3 separate regions of the Homo sapiens genome follow, and all the other regions are linked to region 2. The links are chromatin contacts, found by Hi-C in ENCODE. All regions are on one chromosome and are shown on one strand. Each heading gives the region's core, a stretch centred on a gene start or an enhancer-like site at or near the end of the contact. The rest is flanking DNA. Distances are from core to core; before and after follow the strand shown. Region 1 holds the start of JAK1 (Janus kinase 1). Region 2 overlaps NFIA (nuclear factor I A). Region 3 overlaps PLPP3 (phospholipid phosphatase 3).

Region 1 (2,700 bases), core at 65-2,564, 3.6 Mb after region 2:
TAAATTCCTGCCAGTGAGAGAAAAACCCTATGACTTGGGGGGAAAAGTGTCAATGACATGTATAGCGATGTACTCAACCAGGGGCAGAAGGCAGCTCACAGCCACGTAGTAAGAAGAGTGGCAGGAAGGACGGGGTCCCCTTCCCCAGGAACACACAGGAAATCATGGAGTGCAAACCCTCCAAAAAACGTGTGCACAAACACCTGGCAAACATCGCATCTTTTATCTAGAAGTTCCGTGGTAAACACACATCCAAGGAGCCCACATCCCAGGGACCCTGGGGAGTGACTTTGGAGGAGTGTCTATTAGTCCTCCGATGCTCCCGGTCGCCGACGATGCGCGGATGGAGTTGGAGTGAGGGAGCCAGAGACCAGCCCCAGTTTCGGTTAATCAGTCCCTTTCCAGTGGGATTCGCAATTCCCCGGGTAGTTCTCTCCCACTGTTCCCCTTCCCTGGTCCTCTCGCCCAGGGTCTCCTTTCCCACTTCTCGCTGGCTACCTGAGGCCTGGTTCCTAACAGAACCTAAGAGGGGAGGGGGCGTTTCCCGAGTTCGCGGACGCCCAACACCCAGCTCCAAATCCCAGAAACTTTCCCTCGCTGAGACCGCAAGGAAGGAAAAAAGCTAAGACCCTCAGCCTCCTTCCTGGGGCCGAAGAAGAAAACCTTTCTGCGCTGCCACCCCGGCCGGGAGCTGGCGGTCAAGTTCGCGGTACAAGGAGCTAGGGACGTCAGCCCTCCAGCCCGCGCCTGTATCTCGGGGTGGTATAAACAGGATGTCAGACAGCGCGCTCCGGGCTTGTTTATGAAAACTTGCCGTGCGCGCTGGGGGAGGGGGCGGCCTGGCTTAACCGCTCTTCTCCCGGCCGGGGGCCCCCGCCCGGCGACCTCCTCGCCGCCCGCCGGCTCCGCGGGGCTGGAAATCCCCGCCTTCCCCGCCCGAGCCGCGGGGTCCTGAGCTGCGCTCAGGAGCAGCCCGGGCCGCGCAGCCTAAGGACCGACCAAGAGCGGTGGCCGCGCCTCCGGCCAGTCCGGGCTGCGCGCCCCTCGCCTGCCGACCGCGGCCGCCCCGGCTCCTCCACCTCCCCCGGTGACACTCACCACTTCCGTGTGCGCCTGGGCCAGGCAGCGCCCCGTCGCTGCGCTGGCTGGGGTCGACCGGCAGGCTCGCTAGGCGGCCAGCCCCGCGGGGCCCCAGCGTGCGCGCGCCCAGGGCTGAGGAGGGGTCGCGGCGAGGACAGCCGGGACTGGGCGCAGGCCCGCACTGTCTGCAGCTCCAGGATACTCCGCGGCCGCCGCGGCCTGCGCTCAGCGACGCACCGCCTCCCGTCCCGCCCCGCCCCGCCCCGCGGCCGGCCCCACCCCCGTGGCCGCCGGGCCCACCCCCTCGCGACGTCACCAGCGGCAGCCCCGGAAAGCGGGGCGGGGTCGCGGTCCCGGCGGAGACTCTGCGCCTCCGGCCTACCCGCCCCGCCCCCATCCGGCTTCGCTCGCGAAGCTGCCCCCACTCGTCTCTGTTCACCGCGTCCTCTAGATTCTAGAATCTAGAAACTCATCTAGGACGCGAGGTCATCTATCGCGGGGAGTAAAATTGCCAGGATTCGCCCGTAGATTGACCCCTCCCAGCTCTGGAGCCCCCTCCGCCACACCTTTGTGCGCTCGATGCAGAAATGCATCCCGCCTCCTCCGTATACGCTCCGCTTCTTACCCCAGCTCAGTAGGAGAGGAGCTAGTGGAGCACTAGACTAAAAAGAATTTAACAATACAGCCCCCAGCTTGGACAAGCTACTGCAGATCCAACCCATTCCGTATTTTAAAAGCTCTTTACGAAAAAAAAAAAAGCATATGCATAATAGGAATTAGAACTACATTCACTGATACCTAATGCATGTACAGCGCTTTTCATTTTTTACTAATAACCTCTCAAAGTAGTAGCATCATCTTATCCATGAGGAACAAATTAAGTCTTTAGTGTCTTAATCAAGGTCACACTGTAGCCAAGATTCATACTTCGTAGGCAGTCCACGGACAAATCCTAACAATTTTATTTCCTTAGGTATCTCTCCAATCAGTTCACTTGTCTATGTTCCGGCAACACGGTCCGAGCTGCCACCATCTCTCACCTGAAGGGACCACGAACATCTCTTAAATCGTCACTCCATTCACTCCAGCCCCCAATTAATTCTCTACAATGAACTTTTAAAAATTCAAATCTGTTCCACACACTCCCATGCTTAAAACACTCCAGCGACTTCCCCCTGACAATCCCTGGATGAAAATCCTCCGAGGCCGTGCACGGTCAGAATTCTGCAGCTTCAGGGCTGTGGACAGAGGCTGCCCCACCTGTGCTGACTTCACTAACCCTGCTGGACAGTTCCTGATCACTTGAGTTACTGCAACTGAAACTGAGCAAGATATTCTGGGTGTGGAATAAAGTCAAGCATCCGAATTAGACTACTGAATTTGAGGTTTGGCCTCCACCAGTAACCACCTGTGTTGCCCTAAACAATTCTTAGTTGACTCAATTCTCAGTGGAGCAGCAGACAAAAGGATCTCCAAAGTGCCTTCCAGAAGTACAGAAAAGAGGACCAAAGAAGACCGGAGATCAGAGCAGACAGGGAGGCAACCCGGGTTGCCTGCATTGTGGGTGTTTGTGTGCAAGTCTTGTCTCATCTGCCACACTCTGAACAACACCTCAGGGCT
Region 2 (2,700 bases), core at 129-2,628:
AATTTTTTTACTCAAAAATTCACTTAAATAAAATTACATTATCTACATTTTGATTTTTATAGACAACTTTTATAAGAATACTTGCATTATTTAACATTCCATGTGAAAAGAATGTGGTTATTTCTTAATTTTTTCTGTTAAAAATTCCCTGTATGATTGAAGATCTAAGATATAAAGATTATGTTTGTTATTTATAACAGTTATCATTTTTTGAACACATTCTGTGTTCTAGGTTCTTTGCTAAGCATTTTAAGTGTACTATTTCATTATTCCTAATGACAAACTTATGAAGTAAGTATAATCATTAGTGTCATTTTACAGGTGTGGAAATTGAGGCTTAGGATTTTGGAATTATAATTTCTGTAATACTGCCCCTCCTACTTTATTGTAAATAAATAATATCTTGGAAATATGATTTTTGAAAGATGAATGAACATTTTGCCATATAGATCCCTTTACAAGAGAAAAGACAAGTACATTGCAAATTCACCCCGATTCATATTTAGCCCTGAGTATTTGTTTTTTTCAGATCACAAACAACTAAAAACTATGAAACTTACTATGTTTGATAATTACATATTTTACATTAGATATATAACTTACTTAAGTTCAAAACTAAGTCTGGAGAAGGTGGATAAATAAGTCAAAATTAACTTCATTTTAAGGGAAGTTTTACAAGCAATGGTAATAAGTCGCTGAGGAGAATGGACCCCGGCATGTTGGAATCCGTGGTTGCAAGCTGACACTTTGAGGGAATGTTCTTAGCAAAACACTCACTTCAACGGAAATTAGGTCAGCCTTCTGGAACATTTATCATGTATACCTGTCACCAGCAAGACCCAGTCCTTAAAGTGAATTGAGATCACAAGCAATGGTCCCTCCTGCTCTGAGCTGCAAAGGACACTCTAAACCAATAGTTCTACAAATATGTGAGCTTGGCAGACGCTCCCATGAAACTAAAGCCAACACCCATATAGTTGCTCTGGGAATTGAATTCCTTAATGCTTTGTTTATAGAATTTTGAAACAGCAAATGGATTTGGTCTGTTCTGAAAAAACAATCTGTCCTGTGGCTTGTTTGGAATAACATCTAGAGTTGCTATAGAAGGATGGAGGCAGATGACCCATGTCTGATTTGGAAGACAGTTTCGCCAGTTTCTTCTCCTTGTCCTTTATTGTTCAGCCAGGTTGGTTTTTGCCCGACTCAAGGTATTTGCATAGAGGAAAGGCCACCTTCTACCGAAGCTAATTTGATATAGAAACTAGAGTAGTTAGCAAAATCCAGAGCTAAAAGAGTTAGCAAAATCCAGAGTAATAGAAGGTAAGATAGAGTGTATGGTAAAACCAAAACAACGTAAATGAGTCATAACCCAGTGCCCTTTCAGTAATCATATGGCATCATTCTGGTGGTTTCAGAGCAGTGTCAGCAAGTATGGAGTCCTGTGTAGGAATCTGAGAGTGCATCTGTGTCAGTGTACATGTACTTCAGCCCAGTGAATATAATTCATTGAGGGTTTTATGCATGGAAATTACCACATTCACCAGGTAGCCTGTATCTACTGGACTAAGTTACCTTGCCTTGGAAAGGAAGTAATTACTAATCTTTCTCTTGTGTTTATGTTTGGCAAACTACACCTAAAGACTTCACTAAAAAATTGGTAAAATATATATGAAGCTGGTTGAAAAAAAGATGAAATTATACATATGTTTGTGTAGTAGCAGGAATCTTCCATTACATCTCAAGAATGAAAGGAAAAAACTATTAAGAATAGATGTTTCATTTCTGTGTTCATTCATCACAGATATACTGAGTACCCACCATATGTCATACATTGTACAAATGGTAGAATCAGAAAGATGAGAGAAGTAAGATCCCCACTTTAACTGAGTCCTTATTCAAGCTGTGTGTCTGTGTGTGTCTGTCTGTTTGCGAGTGACAGATCCTTAAACAAAAAATAATGATAACCTATGTGAAATGCCCCAGTAGAGGTTATTTTAAAACTCAAGGAGAGAACTCTATAACTTAAAGATATTTTGTCTACAAAAAGGAGCGAAGGTTTTATTCGAAGAAAGAGGAGCCTGTTTTATATGAAAATCCTGAAGATTTGAAGGGGCTGAAGAAGTAGAATGGATATGGAAGAAATCCACCAATGATTTCTTCCTGGAAGAATTAAACACACACACACACACACACACACACACACACACACACACACACACCAACTTTCATGATCACACTCTATTAAGCCAGGACCAGGAAACAATTTCTAATCAGCACTCTGATCTGGGCAGAGATTGTGCAGTCTTTTATACCAGGCCTCAGATCTGTGTTCTCTATTCACACATGCTCACTTCCAGCTGTTGTCATTGAAATCTCACATAATCTTCCAAGGTCAAAGGGCAGTCACCCATGGCTGCTGCAGTTAAAAGGTTATGCTGATTTCTGTTGTCAAATATTGGCCCTTTTCTCTTCCAACCACTCCCATTCTACTTCTTTTTTTTTTTTAAACAAGAAAAATCCAGCCTAGAATTGCATTACATGACTTTAAAGTCTTAAAAGTGTTCCTCCATTGTGCTAACACGACATGGCCTGAACAGTCTAATTCATTCTGTTACATTTCACAAAGAATTTTCTGGTACTTCTAAAATACTTTGTGCTAGGCCAGCAAACTTCAAAGTATTGTGACCCACATGATTGTGG
Region 3 (2,700 bases), core at 8-2,507, 4.8 Mb before region 2:
AAGTGAGGACGCAGGCGCCCTATGGACACTTTGGCAATGTCTGTGAAAGACTGGCTGATGGCACAGCCAAAGAGGAAGCAGCCCACTTGCTTATAGAGTGCTGCCACGTAGGGGTTCTGAATCGTCGACCGCGACTTCTTCAGGTAATAGATCCGGTAGAATTCCCCCGTGATGATCTAAAAGGAATCCAACAGGGGAATTAGGCAGTATCAAGATTCATCATCAACACTGATGCCGTAACGGATATTCAACAACACAGGAGAATATTCAGTATTTGCAAAGGAGTGTCCTAATTTTCTATTTATGAAATATACAGACACAAATATGCACAGAAGAAAAGATCAAAGCGCTAATATAGTTGGGTGTTTTAAGCCCCTTTGTAACAACAAAAATATACAACCAAATATATTTATATGTATATATGTGTATGTGTGTGTGTGTGTGTGTGTGTGTGTATCTTTTTTTTTAAGGGAGAGACAAGAACTTAACTATAGAAAAGAAATACTAAATGAAGAATCAACGACAAGGTAAAGGGTAGCTATGATGTCACAGGGTCTGAGCAAATCTCGAGATTCTGAGATTTGGGGTAAAGGATCACCAACAATGACCTGACTCTAGTAAGGGCCTCAGCCTTGTGCTGACATTGGCCATGGTGAGAGTTTCTGTAAGAAGAGCTGGACACACCATGGTTAAGTCCTGGGGAATTCAGACTCTGCCACCAATCTGGTATCCTTCAGCAATAATCTACATCCTCCAAGCTTTGGCCTTCTGCTCCATAAAAGGAGGCTGCTCACCTTTGCAGTTGTTGGTTCAAATAGGATAACATGAATGGGAAATGACCTGGATCACAGAAAGTGATGCTTTTACTTTTTAGAAGCAGAGTGTGATGAATAGAATACCAGTCTAACAACTAAGAAACTTGTAGTACGATGCCCTTCAGTGTTTGTGAATTTCCTCCAGTCAGCCTGTGCTGTCTTCTCTGAGCCTGACGATCCTTCTCAAATCTTTCTTGATTTTCATACTGTATCTATGATATGATGCTTAGAGGAGATTTATCACTACTGAAAATAATCCACCAATTACTGATTACCTATTATATACCAGACATTGCTTTTATATTCTTTATGTCACGAAATCCTGATGCTCAAGATAGATATAGTGACATCATTTACATTAAGGATGGGGGACAGCTGATGTTCTGTAAGGTAAATGCCTATGATGTGCACAACCACACACCCTGCTGCCTTTGTCTTAACTCCACAGCCCAGCCATGGCCACTTCCTGCTTGTAACCACAGCCCAGAGACAGTGATGGTCAACTCATCACTCACCACAAAAGTCCCTTCACACTTCCTCCCAGGGCAGGATGATGAGTTACACTTGCCCTTTCAGAGGGAAGAGAGCATGTGCACAGCCACAAGGGAAGCAATAGTCTGGCATATCCGGACACTCCTTTGCAAAGGCTCCCAATATTCTTTTACAGTGGAGGAAAGCATCAAGGCATGAGGTCTGATCAAGGTCCTCAAGGGCTCCAAAGTCTGGGGGAGGACGACCACGTAGGAAGGAAACACCAGCTGGGCCCAGGGACAAACAGGTGCAGCAGTGAGAACAGCTATTATCACTGCCAACATTGACACAGTGACTCTGTGTTCATAAATGCTTTATATATAAGAGCTACATTTTGTTTTCCCAGAACATATTGAGTACAATTCTGTATTAGAGGAACATAGGCAAAGGCCACTCTAGCCAGCATCTTGGCATAGCCGTTTCCTGAGAGAGCAAAACTAGTATGGGACCCTGCATAGATGCTCAAAGACTATCAGTTGAAGGAACAAATGAAGGAAAGGGAGCAGGACGGTAGTCCTCAGAGTTGCCTTATTACAAAATTGGAAGTATCCCCTCAACATTACCAAGAATGCTTTGATAACACGTTGCAGAGATTAAACTCCAGGAAGCATGGCAAGTCATTAATGAAAGGGACCATTATATTTAGAAGAAACTTAGGTCCAAATTAGCTCCCATCTAAAGATTAAACCCAGGTGCACTGACTCCCTGCCCAGCATTCTTTCCTACCATTCATGATCTAATTCCCCTTTTGAACCTGTTTATACATTTACCCTATGTAACCTCACAGGCAAACAAGTTCCAGATGTTTATTACCACAATCATGTTCTCTTAATCTTTTTTATTCTTCCTTATTTATAAGTCATATGAGATTTTTTATGCAGGAGGAAGAGCACTGAACTAGGAGTCAAGTAGCCGAGGTTCAAGTCCCTACTTGTTTAGTGAATTTGGGATAAATTGGTTTCTGCATTTGCAAAACGAGGGTGCTAGACTCTGATTTATGACTTCATAACTGCAATGACATTTATTCTCAACTTTCCTGGGCTACGTCCACCATCCACCACTAGCCTGCCAACCAAGCACAGGTAATAAGCAATGGCAGAGGAAAGTTACTTGCTCAGAGATGACACCAGAAGCAGGGAGCAGAACCAAGGCCCCAGATAAAATCCCTGACCTCAGATTGCTCTCTGGTTCCCTGAACCAGACACTGCTACAGATTAAGGAACTGTTTCTAAGCAGGTGTGGCCTGAGGATCAGTCAACACGATTTCCTGTTTGATGCTGAGAAAGAACATGTGAGTTTCCAATGCAAATTAGCATCTCTTTTATGAATTTACTGATTAATCTCAGATGAGTCA

Evidence for each region. A loop is a pair of places that touch in the nucleus more often than their neighbours do. Pooled maps may share reads with other maps.
Region 1: a loop to region 2 is called in a map with no recorded cell type, with 10 times the contacts of the local background. The contact joins the promoter of JAK1 here to the enhancer-like site in region 2. A Hi-C loop is called at or near these places in 2 of 37 single-sample maps with no recorded cell type and 1 of 50 pooled maps.
Region 3: a loop to region 2 is called in a map with no recorded cell type, with 27 times the contacts of the local background. The contact joins two enhancer-like sites. A Hi-C loop is called at or near these places in 2 of 37 single-sample maps with no recorded cell type and 2 of 50 pooled maps.

The regions. Positions count from the first base shown.
Region 1 is chr1:64,965,235-64,967,934 of GRCh38, forward strand. It overlaps JAK1 (Janus kinase 1), which reads right to left and starts at 1,315. Exons shown (of 25, transcript NM_002227.4): 1 at 1,099-1,315. RefSeq lists a silencer at 660-1,539.
Region 2 is chr1:61,317,618-61,320,317 of GRCh38, forward strand. The region is part of intron 3 of NFIA (nuclear factor I A); the gene reads left to right. Among named protein-coding and RNA genes, the nearest start is that of NFIA-AS1, 65 kb to the left of the region's middle. Within about 2 kb of position 1,379, at least 13 of the 41 ENCODE cell types and tissues checked have a DNase peak (open chromatin) inside an H3K27ac peak, as active enhancers do.
Region 3 is chr1:56,524,379-56,527,078 of GRCh38, forward strand. PLPP3 (phospholipid phosphatase 3) reads right to left here. Exons shown (of 6, transcript NM_003713.5): 3 at 1-176. Among named protein-coding and RNA genes, the nearest start is that of PLPP3, 54 kb to the right of the region's middle. RefSeq lists an enhancer at 1,353-1,632. Within about 2 kb of position 1,258, at least 7 of the 41 ENCODE cell types and tissues checked have a DNase peak (open chromatin) inside an H3K27ac peak, as active enhancers do.